Regions from separate parts of the Homo sapiens genome. Here region 1 is linked to region 2. The links are chromatin contacts, found by Hi-C or POLR2A ChIA-PET in ENCODE. All regions are on one chromosome and are shown on one strand. Each heading gives the region's core, a stretch centred on a gene start or an enhancer-like site at or near the end of the contact. The rest is flanking DNA. Distances are from core to core; before and after follow the strand shown.

Region 1 (6,053 bases), core at 1,391-3,890, 5.2 Mb after region 2:
AGTTAAAAACATCACGTATAGGCTCAGGAAATGAAACTGCATCTTGTTTAGAATCCATTAGTGTTTCTGGCATGTGTTTTAATTCTGTCCACTTGCACGTTCATGCCGTAGTATGCTTTGCTGGATTCTCCGGATGTACTGTTCAGGTCTCCTCCTTCCTTTCTGAAAACAAAGAGAAAGGGAGAAAGAGTACCAGTGGCAAGAAACAGGGTGGATGTGTGAATTACACAAGTCATCAGCCACTTCATGATTTTTTTTCTGATTAAAACATAAAACTTTTATAAGTCACCGATTTTTTTGTTTGTGTTCTAGCTCCCTCCCCGATTTTTCTTTGTACAATATAAAGTCGTTTGTAACTTGCAGCTCACGGGCTTGAGGAGTGGCTGCGGTATAAGCGACTATTCACTACGCTCTTGCTTTCCAAGCCAATTCCTGATCTTGTGAACAGTACGAATTTACCCGCGAGTGTGTCAACTGACCTATGTCTTGAAAATAGGAACCACCTTGCGGTTTACTTGTGAAAATTAGCATTTTCCTCTAGCGGCTGAACACTTATGCAGCAATAAAAAGTGAATTGTTAGGCTTATAAATCTCGAGCTTGTCAAATTTTACAACAGAGGAGCAATAAAGCACCTTATAGAGATGAAGTTTTTCCTCTGAAGAACAGTTCCGTTTAACGACACCAGGATTTGCAATGACTCGAGGACGCCCTCTATTGATAGGAAAATCTAGAGCACCCGTGTACTTATGGAACAGGATATAGGGGGAGGGGAGTAAAAAATCATAGAAAGTCACGAGTGGAAAGACCCAAACCAAACAGAAATTATTGATCCTTAACTATTGAGTATATGCTTTGAAGTATGATCAATAAAGTGAGATGCTGCTTTTATAGGGGTCGAATTAAATCTTGGGTTAAGAGAAAAAAATGTAGTCTTTGTTAGCCAAATACTTTGAAAATCAGTATTATGTTTGATTACTTTTTTAAGATGCTTCTTAGTATGTCATGAACTGTATCTAATTATATGAAGTAATTGCAAGATAGTAAATTTTTGCTCTAATAATACTTAGTCCGCAGCATTATCTAAAAATGTCATATAACTTCCTCCCCAAAAGTCATTTCTCCAGGCAACTGTGAAGCTATTATTAAGCGTATTATGGATATACACAGGCTTGGATTATATTGTGGATAGTGAAAGGTGTGTTTACCCCTTAAGTCATCATAGTATGTAACAAGTAAGTAATGAAAAGTTACAGTAAAAACAGATAGGCATCCTTCATTAGGGACCTAGTGGTTTGGGCAATTCAAAATGTGTCTAATAAGTGAGCTGGTGAGACTGAAGGTTTGCCCCTCAATTATCCTAGTCCATTGATTAGCTCATTTAAACATGTGTGGAATATCAGCATGTCCGTGGTTGATAAGAAATTCCTAATTAGAGATTCTGAGTAACATAGCGGGTACAGTTGCCAACTACGATTTGGATGTTAGTGGATTTTAAATGGCAACCCTGTGCTGTTTGGGGAAAGGCAAAGGCGAGGGCGGTATCAAGTGTCTCTCAGCCTTGAGGTCATTCTTGAGATTAGATACCACTTCACACCTACCGATAACAAATTGGAATCTATCATCAGTCTCATAACTGCTTTTCTGTCTCCACTTGGCAGCCTCTTTCTTTGTAGACAATTGTCTTTTTCCTCACTTTCGGACCCATCCGATCATAAAAGGAGAAAGTGAGCTGCCATTGAATTAATCCGTAGAAATTTGTGGAAAATTTAAATAATCTGTAGAAATTTGTGAAAAAGCCACTGAGCAACAACAAATCGTGGCATAATTACACTGCATAAAAACCCACCACTCTCATTAATTACACTGTAACCGAACGTTGAAGTTTGCCCACTCTTAGACCTCTCCTTGCCGCTTTCAGGAAGGGAAATGTCAAACTAGAACACCTGAGCCTCGCACAGCTGCCAGCGAATTCCGGCGGCAGTTCGCGGGTACCTTCCCAGCCCATCCTATCTGCTCCGGACCGCGGGTGACATTCAGATTTCCAACACCGCCCCGAGCTTGCTTTACCAGACACCCTCAAACGACTCGGAACGCGGTTCCGCAGATGTGATTGGCTGAAAGGGGACCTGCCGCGCGGCGCTCTGTAAAAGCGCCTGCTTCCTCCAAGGAGGTGGAGCTGAAGCTGGCAGGGCCAGGGCAGGGAGGGGTAATTAAATTAAAAAAAAAACTTGGAGGGAAGATGAATCGGATCACATTAATTCAAGGAGAGGTCAAAGGCCGGTACCTTTGTAACGCCGGCGAGAGTAAGACTTGCGGTCGCCCATTTCTGTTGGGCGCGAGGAAACAGTAAATCGCGGAAGGGGGTAGAGGGGGAAGGAAAGGGAGCGCGAGGCAGCATGCGGCGCAGGAGAGAGGACTTGGAGTCGATGGACAGGGAACTCGAATTACACTGAGCGGGCGGGGGAGAGGGCCCTCTGGGTCCTGCGATTGGCAGGCTGAGTCGGGCTGACGTGCGGTCACAACCAATGGGGAGGAAGGGAGGGACACGGCGGGGGATTATGGCGTCGTGGATTGGCGGGCACAGGGCGGGGCGGGACGGCAGTGCGGGACTGAGATTGATCGACCGCGGGGGCTGCCGCGCAGAGATATCCGGGCCGCCGGTGGGTGGTCGCTAGGGCTGGGCCAGCCTCTTGGAGGTCCACGCCCGCCGAGCCCACGCTGGCTGGGGCCGGGGTGCCGGCGCGCTCGGGACTCGTCTCAGCAGTCGCTCACGGTCTTTGTGTCTTCTCTTCCGCCCCTTTCCCTGCCTGCCGCCTCCGGCCGCCACGATGCCCCTGCGCCCCGCTGCTGCCGCCGCGGACTGGCTGCGCCGGCTGCGCGCTGCTTGCTGCGGCGGTGGTGGCGCCCCATCTGCTACACGGGCCTGAAGAAGGAAGAAGAGGAAGCGAAGCGCGCCCCCCGGCCCATGCCGCAGCCACGGGCCCAGACCCGCCACGGCGCCCGCGCCGCCGCCCTCGCCGGAGCCCACGAGACCTGCATGGACGGGCATGGGCTTGAGAGCAGCACCTTCCAGCGCCGCCGCTGCCGCCGCCGAGGTTGAGCAGCGCCGCAGCCCCGGGCTCTGCCCCCCGCCGCTGGAGCTGCTGCTGCTGCTGCTGTTCAGCCTCGGGCTGCTCCACGCAGGTAGGACGGGAGCGCGCGAGGGGAGCCAGCCCCGGGGCCTAGGGCTTTGTTCCCAAATAGCCCCAGGTCTCGAAGGCGCTCGCCGGGGCGGAAGGGCGGCGTGGCGCAACGGGAAAGGCCTCCCGAGCCCCTGACACGCACCTCTGTCGGGCTCCGGGCCACAGTAACGCAGCCACCCACCGGGCGGCCGCCGGGCGCAGAGACGAGCCTTCTCTCCACCCTCCCCGCCTTCGGCTCGGACCGCTGACAAATCTCCCCTCCGACAGCCGCTTATCAAACATTTAGCGGGCGGGGGCCGCGCGCCCGAGACAAATGTTCCGGATGCTTTATTGCTCTCTGCGCTGGTGTTTACTGAAAGTCAGGCTCGGATCAGGTTTCCGCCGTCGCAGCCGCCTCGGAGGGAGACAAGGAGCCTTGTGCTGCTTTTCTGGAGTTGGGGGTGGCGGCGAGGCGAAGGAAGTACACCAGATGGAAAGATTTTTACCAGATTTTGCAAACCTGGGAGTTAATCTCGAAGTAACGTCAACTTTTTTGAGCAGGGATTTCTTTCGTTTTGGCAAAAGCTGCGTTTGTTCAGCGATCAGCCTCCCGGGAAAAGCTCGTGTTTTGTGACTAGCCGGGTGTCTTCGGGCTCCGTGAGGGGTTGACAGATAACCATGCTGCCTTCTGGAGGTCGGCGCTTCCCCAGCCTTGAGGCGTATGTTCCAAGGGAAGTAAGCCTGCAAATGAGCCTTCTACCATGTGATACCTATTTTTCTTTTTAAAAAATCGTTTCATGAAAATCCAGGACGCTCTTCACACTATTTTTTTCTAGGAATTTGCCTAGACAAAGAATTTTTTTTAATGCTAAGGTTGAAAGGGTCATTTTCCTTTAGTCTTGAGAACAAACAGCATTAGATAAGTTTCTTTTCCTTCCAGACCTTTTTTGTCCTGTATATATGAGACACTTCACAACGTTCTGGTCTGGAGAATCCTGAACTTCGATGCCACCCAACTGTGCGGAGTAATTTTTACTTATTAAACCATACCCGCCATGCTAAAAATCAGGGAGGTCTTTTAAGTAATGGGGGGGAAAATGTGACATCTGAGGAGACTTAATTTACTTTGCGTAGCTTTGCATTATGATGTAATAGCTGCTTTTTAACACCGACAATTAGGGAAAAGACGGCTTAATAAAAAAGTGTAATAGAAAGTTTTAGGATGATTACGGCTTTCAATTAGTAACCTAAGAACCTTAGAAAATAGTGTCAATCTGCATGTAGTTACGTGGAAAATTTTTCTTGACATGTTAAAAGATATATTCAGGAGTGTTTGTGCGAAAAATATGTGTCCATAATACCAAAATGTAAGTTTCATGAAATGGAAATTGTGCTAGGTGGGATTGTGTCCCCCTTGGCTGCTTGGATATTGTTTCCCATAGTTGCCATAGGATCCTGTGACAGAATTGGAATGTGGTCCCTGAAGGTTTCTTTGCTAGCCCGTGAAAGGCATACTAAGTTGGCTTAAAGGTTTAGAAAAGTAGGGTGTCTTCGTTCAAGAATTTGGAATGTGAAGCTCCCAGTATCTTCATGTGTCCTCATTTAAGTCACCATTAGATTCAGCCCAACAATGTGGTAAGCGATTTCTATGGACAACTTGTTGGAGTGAAGCGATTAATCCTGTTAAAGAAAAGAACGCTCCTTTTGAGAGATTTCTTTGAAGAGTGGTGCTATTTAAATGCCCGGGTTGTTTCTCAGATAAGGGAACCCAGCAAGAGTGCCAGTGCTCTTTGCAGATGGACTACTATATGTTTTATGCCTGGATCCTTATCATCTGCCTCAGCACCCCATATGGCTCCACATTTCACTTAATTCAGCTTCAGAATACCTCATTTCTTTTATTATAAACTGGTGATTGTGCTGCAGATTCACACGTGTAGTCCTGGTGTTAAAGAAACTGTCTTGAATGGTGAGGTCTTTATGTCTGATTCATTCAAAAATGATGAAATGAAAGCTCTAGACCCACAAATGCTTTAGCATGTTCAGTAACTGGTGTGAAAATACTGTCACACTGATCACAGATAATCTGACCCAAAAATAGAGAAATCTGTAGCTGCAGAGTTTTAATTCTGCCCTTGGGGAATGAAAAGAGTATGAAAAGAGTACCTTTAGTTGCTTTATTTTATTTTATTTTTTTTAAGCAAACCTCTGCAATTCCTGAATAGAGATCCAATATGGGAGTTACTTGCTTACTCATACACTTCATGGCCTTCTTGGCTACATCCTTGAGATTGTTTCTGCTCCGCATTGTCTTGGCATTTTGACAGGAGGCTTACTTTACCGCCTATAACAGGCAAAGTGTGCGTTGTCGTTATAAATTCATGAAGCCTGGATATTTCTGGGTGTATGCTACAAATTAGTCATTATATAGAAGCCCACAAGGCAGCTGAAAATGCTGACCCAATCGCACTTTCTATTTAGCCCTCTTCGCTCCCATCATCTCTGTAGCAGAAGGCTGTTGGAAGCCTTAGCCAAAGCAAAAGAACCCCGGGAGATCTGTTTGATTTGAGATTTGTTTAAGCAGTCAGCACCTACCTGCTATGAAAGAGGGAAAGGTTTAGGCCGGGCGCTGTGGCTCACGCCTGTAATCCCAGCACTTTGGGAGACTGAGGCGGGCAGATCACCTGAGGTTGGGAGTTCAAGACCTGCCTGACCAACATGGAGAAACCCTGTCTCTACTAAAAATACAAAATTAGCCGGGTGTGGTGGCGCGTGCCTGTAATCCCAGCTACTAGGGAGGCTGAGGTAGGAGAATCGCTTGAACCTGGGAGGCGGAGGTTGCAGTGAGCCGAGATCGCGCCACTGCTCTCCAGCCTGGGCAACAAGAGCAA
Region 2 (6,134 bases), core at 1,676-4,175:
AAAACGTGATTAACGCTGAGCTTGATGCTAGCAGCCCGCAAGGGGTACTATAGGCTTACAGCCTAATTCCTTTCCCCAAGCGGAGCGGTACCTTCTCATCGCCTTTTTGGGGAACTACACTAAAGATCTAGTGTGCACTGAACAGGTCTGTGGGAACCAGGAAGGCAGAGGAAGGAAGGGAGGCTCCCGGGAGCCCAGGCCCCGGCAAGGCCCTTACAGTTCCCAGACCCGCCAAACCGAAAGAGAGACCCTGGAGAGGGCTGAGCCCCTGTGGGCCTGGCTGGAGGCCTCGGGTAGGATGCTGAGGCAAGAGCCACAGCGGTCCGAGTCCAAGAACCACGTCCAGACTCAGCTTAAGGTTCCGAGGTGAAAGGCCTGGCCTAGAAGGGAGGGAGAGAGATCTGAAGAAGAGGGGGTGGGTGAAAGAAACGTGGACACTACAACTGCGTTTTCTGCTCCTGCAGCTGAGCGTGCCTGGACAAGTATGTAGGATTTCCCAATTGGGGGATCTAAGTACTCTCGAAAACTATGATCAGTTTTCTATTAGGTACCCTACCCCACAACAACAGATATCATTATTTCCTGGTTGAGTGTGGGTCGCATTAGGCCCAGGACAAGTGTGCCAATTGGGACCAGTATCAAAAGAGAGCCTTGAAGAAAGAAAGAAAGGGCTTCCCAGGAACTAAGCTGACCTCTCAGTGCCTCTAGGGAAGACATTTTTGCTGGAGGCAGGGCTATGAGCACAAGTGGGGCGCCCTGTGGGTGTGCAACCGCGGTCGGGGAGCACAGGCTTCCGAAGAGAAACTGAGCTCTAAGTGCCACTCAGGCCGGACGAGTTCCAGAGGGGGACAGCGCCCTCCTCGAAAAGCCTTGGTTTCTCCCCGCCCCCTCTTGTGACAGAAAGTTGGCAAGGATGCCCCGTAGGAGTGCGAGCCGCTCCCCTCCTCCGAAAAGCCGCGGGCTTCCGCTGCTCCGGGCATCACCACCAACAGCTTCCCACTCCCACCCCTGGGACTAGGACAGGGGACTTCACCCTCCTCCTTCCTTCCGGAGGAGCCCGCGGCTTCGCCTGAGGCCTCGCGGGCCCAACTTCTCCCCACCGCTAGGGTCACGCCGGGTCCCAGGGGCCTCTTTCAAGTTTGAAAGCTCTGTGGGGGCACGGAGAGCCCACAGTAAGGATGGGTGGGCGCCTCTGCTCCCGGGCAGGCTCAGCTGTCATCCCGTCTCGCCTTGGCCCTCACCTACAGGGCCTGACCCCGGGCCAGCCCAGCTAGGCAAGGCCTCCTCGCTTCCGAGACCCCCCAGCCCCCGGGTGCAGTCCCCAGCATCGGCTGCCCCCGCCCCCCGCGCGCCCTCTGACGCAAACGCACGCCCCTGCCCCGCACGGAGGAAAGCGCTCTTGTTGGTTTTAATTGAGCCTCTTCCTTTCAACACACCCCCTCTGTCCCCACCCCTGGGAGGCGACCCCCTCCCCGCCCCCAGCCGGCTGGCAGCGGCGCAGGGAGTCTGGCTCGGCTGCTAGGCTGCGAATCCCGGTGCTCTCTCGCCGCCGCCGCAGGTTGTCTGCTCGGGAGAGCGGCTCGATGTCCCTTTTAATCCGCTGACACTATCGCCCACATCAGACAGGCAGCCATCGATCGCGTTACATTAGGGGATGGCGTTACAAACGGCGTCCGCAGGTGGGCGGCTGCAGCCAAGCTCGCCAGGTTCAGGCCGTAACCAGGCAAGGCGCGGGCACAAGGGCCAGCCGGGCCGGACTCTGCAGCCGGCTCCACCGCGGGTCGCGCTCGGCACCAGCAGGAACAGCCGGGCCGGTGTTAAACGTGCGGGTCCCCGTCCTCCGCCCGGGCATCCGTTTCCCGCCTAGGAGAGAGAGGGAATAGCGGGTGGGGGTGGGAGCAGCCTGTTTTGAATGTGGATTGCTGCTCGCCTGGCACGATCCTCCCCTCCAAGGAGGCGCGGCGGCCGCGATCCTCGCCTTAGCGCTACGGCGAGACAGAGGCCGAGCGAGGGCAACTCCCGAGCAGGCCCCGAAGAAAGTTCTCCTCGTCCCGCCCTGGCTGCCTAGACTCTGCTCTCGGCCTGCGGAGGCCGTGCGAGCCAAGACTGCCTCCCGGCCCTGCCCGTTACCAACCCCAAGTTCAAGAGAAACGACAACCATTATGTTACTTGCCTGGTGAGGCAGGATTTGGCCGAGTCTCGTTTCTGGTGCCCACGACGCACGGTCCAGGGTCCGAGGGCGGCTGGGCCGGCGGACTGGGCATCCAGTGTGCCTGCGGTGCCCTGGCGCTCGCTGTCGCTGGTCTCCCACTCCCTTCGTCTCTCTCCGCGTTCTCCTTCCCTCGCCCTATCTCCCTCTCTCCGCCTGCTGCCTCTGCCCTCGACTCCCTGCCTCTGACTGTATGGGGAGTACGATTTAGAATCTGTACATAGAAAGGTTTTCTTTTCTTTCTTTTCTTTTGGTCTATTTTAATCGTGTTCGTTTCACCTTTTAACTGACCAGAAGACGGGAGCGCGTTTGCGCGTTTATTTGGGCATAGGGACGAGGGCAAGGAGCCCCTGCTACCCCCAGTCGCCTCCTCGCCATCAGCTGCGTACAATGGGCCACCGCTCGCGGAGTGCATTGACAGTTCTCCATTATTCGAGCTGGAGGGGCTGTGGGGCAGGCACGGGAAAACCTTTTATTCTGCTCTTTAAAATCATCGCTCGTCACTAAGCGGTCGCCGACTCCCGACTTGTAGGCTGGAGAGACCAGGAAGCGCAAAACGTCCCCCAAACACGCAGTGCTTCCCAAACCCCTCCCTGGTGAGACTTAAAGTGAGAACGAGTATTAAAAAACAAACCCTACCTCTGTCAATACAGCGTGGCCATTTACTTCCACCTTTACCTGAGGGCGTGTTGGCGCTAGGAATGCTCGAGCTGAGACAAACTTTTACGCCCTCGCGAGTCGAGGGGCGGGCGGGCGAGCGCGGCTCCCACCCCCGGCGGCGGCAGCGGCGGCTTTGTCACTCCGCGCGGCTCCGCGCCCGCCTGAGCCTGCCTAGGGGAGCGATCTCAAAACGAGGGGGGTGCGAGTATGCGATTGGAGAATATGTAACTAATAGAAGTATCATTTTCCCCCAGTACGATCTTTCAAGGAAAAAAAAATCCATTGAAAGAATTTTCAAAGTGCTGTCTTCGTTTGGAGAAAAGGCACAGGCTGCCTGCGGGGAGGGGAGGAGGGACTCGGCTGTGTGCCGCCCGGGAGCGGCTCCCGTCCGCTAGGTGGCAGCCGGAGCCAGCGATTCCTGCAAGCCCCGCCGCGGGACCCGCTCCTCCCGCCTGCCCCTCCTCCCGCGACCAATCACCTTCAGGATTCAGGAATCGGGGTCTCGGTCTCTCTCTCTCTCTCTCTCTCTCTCTCTCTCTCTCTCTCTCTCTCTCTCTCTCTCTCTCTCTCTCCCCCTCTCCCTCTCCCTCTCCCTCTCCTCTCTCCCTCTCCCTCTCCCTCTCCCTCTCCCTCTCCCTCTCCCTCTCCCTCTCGTCTCTCTCTCTCTCTCTCTCCTCTCTCTCTCTCTCTCCTCTCTCTCTCTCTCCTCTCTCCTCTCTCTCTCGGTCTCTCTCTCTCTCTCTGGGTCTCTCTCTCTCTCTCTCTCTCTGGGTCTCTCTCTCTCTCCTCTCTCTCTGGGTCTCTCTCTCTCTCCTCTCTCTCTCTCTCCCCTCTCCTCTCTTCTCTCTCTCTCTCTCTCAATATCTCGCGCGCTCTCCTCTCTCCTCTCTTTCCTTTCCTCTCCTCTCTCTCTGTCTCTCTCTCTCCTCCTCCCCCTTTTCTCTCTCCCTCTCCGCCTCCCCCCCTCTCCATCTTCTCGTTTGTTTGCTCTTTTCCCGGGACTGACTTGGCCACACTAATCTCCCCCCACCCTGCAACAATATGGGGACTTACTACTGTTTTATTAATAATGATTGAAGCATTGTTGGAGTTTGGAACAGCCAGGTGATAAAAAAAAAAAAAAAGAAGAAGGAAAAATTGGATTGATTGGAAAGTTTATTTTTAAAATCATCTTTGGGATAAATAGGAACCCTTGATTCCGATCGAATTTGTGGCAATAGCTGCAAATTCCAGGAGTGTGCTTTGTCATCATTAAACCTTTTAAACCAAGGTATACTTTGGATTAAAAAATAGGGAGATCCTACCCTGTTTCTACTTGTTTCTAAAAAGGATATAAAATGAGCAGAATCCAGACTTGGATTGTGCTTATATGTGAGAGAAGAAAACAATCCAAATCCAGTATATTTCACAAATCATTAAAATGGTGGGGGTTTCATTCCCATTAAAAATTTTTCCAAACATTTTCAATGACACTCTCTTCACGCTCATAAAATCTAATTTTAAAAACTTTTCAGAAGAAATCAAAATAATTTCCCTCTAATTCTCCTTTTGCCCATCGCTAGGCGTTCTCCCCCTCGTCATCCCTTCCCCCTCTGGGGTGTGAGCGTAAGTGTGTGTGTGTGTATGTGTGTGTGTGTGTGACCATAGACGACCCATACTAATCAGGTCTCAGAGTAAATAGCAGCGCAGGGCGATCTCAATGTAAATTGCGCTTGTCAGAAACACACCCCCCTCCCTCACTTTCTCTCCTCCTCCCCACACCATCCCAGTCTGTAGGTAGCTAAGCGGGGGGGGGAGAAAGAAAGCAAAAGAGGAGGGGGGAGGGGCTCTCCAACCAATGGCGTGCAGGAGGCTTGGCTAACCTTAGCCTCCCATTTTCTCTCCCCCCGATTCAGGGCTCTGACCAGTCAGTCGCCTTTGATTATCAGTTGCCAGCAGCCCTTCTCTTGGCTCCTTGACACGAGCTCCATATAAGGCAGCGATCTCCATAGAAACGTGTCAGTTTCAATAGTAGTGTCAAAGTTCACTATATACAGACATTCGCGCAGATCCCCCTTTCGGAAACATTGCTCTGCGAGTCCTCCCGTTTAAACGCATTCAATTTTTGGGTCTCTCTCTCTCTCTCTCTCTCTCTTCTTCTCTTCTCTCTCTCTCTCTCTCTCCTCTCTCTCTCTCCTCTTTCTCCCCCCTCTCTCCCTCCTCTCCTCTCTCTCTCCTCTCTTCTCTGAACCTCTCTTCTCTTTCTCTTTTCTTACATATTCTACTAGTTGTTTTCCCCTTCTTCTTCTCCTTTCTCTCCTTTTTCTCCCTCCTCCTTGTCTCTTTTACTCCATTCCTGCAGAAGAGAGAGGGCTAAACTTAAAGAAAAAAAAAAGGAGGAGGAGGAGGAGGAGGCACCCCCTTCGTATTCTTCTTATCGTTATTTTATACATATATGATTTTTTTTGGAGGGAGGGTGTTGGTTGCCGGCTGAAGAGCACTTATTTAAAATACTAAAAAAAGAACATTTTTGGGCGATCTCCAGGGTTTTTTTAACTAGCTCTGTGTGTTATAGCAGAAGAAGCAGAAGAAGGAGCAAGAAAGAGGAAAAGAAGAGGATTATTTATTCGACCTACTTTGGATGTCTCTCTCGCTTTTCCTTTTTCCTTTTTTTGGCAATTATTTTCTTCTGATTTTTATTTTTTCTATTTCGCTGTGATTTCGTCGCCGGCGTGAATTATCCCGTATTTTTCTCCCCCTTCCGTCACCTCCCGAAAGAAGAAGGCAGCGAGAGCCCGGCGCCACCGGCACAACAAAAAGAGCAAAGTGTGTGATCTTCCTCGCCGGCTGCCTCCCGCTCTCCAGCGCTGCCTTCCTGAATGGCTGGCTGCGTCCGGCCCTGGACCTGGCCCCCCGACACCCGCGCGCCCTGATCGCCGGCGGCAGCCTCGCCCAGCGCCCTGCTCGGCTCACCGCGCTCCCCGCACTCCCGAGCCCGGCGAGGGCTCCCGCCGGGACAGCGGCGGCGCCGCGGGCGGCCCCGGCCTCCGCTCGCGCTCCGGCTGCGGCCCCGACTCCTGCTCGGACTCCGGCCCGGGTCCCGGCTCCTCCAGCGGCGCTCGCCGCAGCAGCTCCGGCGGCAGCTCCAGCGGCGCCTGCAGCCGCGACCTCCTCCTCCTCCGCCGCCGCCGCCGCCTCCGCCCTCGCCGGCTTCCTCTATGTCGGCTCAGCCCGCGCGCTGCGCGTAGCCCGAGCGGCCGGCGGGCGGGCGCCCGGCGCGGGTGAG

The links. A loop is a pair of places that touch in the nucleus more often than their neighbours do. ChIA-PET counts read pairs that join two places held with the same protein, here RNA polymerase II (POLR2A). Pooled maps may share reads with other maps.
Region 1: a loop to region 2 is called in a pooled map, with 15 times the contacts of the local background. The contact joins the promoter of RGMB here to the promoter of NR2F1-AS1 in region 2. A Hi-C loop is called at or near these places in 1 of 168 maps with a recorded cell type or tissue (naive thymus-derived CD4-positive, alpha-beta T cell) and 8 of 50 pooled maps. POLR2A ChIA-PET finds 5 or more read pairs at or near these places in 1 of 52 experiments (PC-3).

What each region holds. Positions count from the first base shown.
Region 1 is chr5:98,771,023-98,777,075 of GRCh38, forward strand. It overlaps RGMB (repulsive guidance molecule BMP co-receptor b), which reads left to right and starts at 2,641. Exons shown (of 3, transcript NM_001366508.1): 1 at 2,641-3,184. The coding sequence starts at 3,049. It overlaps RGMB-AS1 (RGMB antisense RNA 1), which reads right to left and starts at 2,062. Exons shown (of 2, transcript NR_033932.1): 1 at 1,600-2,062; 2 at 1-162. RefSeq lists enhancers at 2,218-2,267, 3,003-3,502, 3,758-3,877 and a silencer at 2,488-3,117.
Region 2 is chr5:93,578,294-93,584,427 of GRCh38, forward strand. NR2F1-AS1 (NR2F1 regulatory antisense RNA 1) reads right to left here and starts at 2,926. Exons shown (of 8, transcript NR_186187.1): 1 at 2,849-2,926. NR2F1 (nuclear receptor subfamily 2 group F member 1) reads left to right here and starts at 4,929. Exons shown (of 3, transcript NM_005654.6): 1 at 4,929-6,134. RefSeq lists an enhancer at 3,102-3,201 and silencers at 3,322-3,371, 5,979-6,058.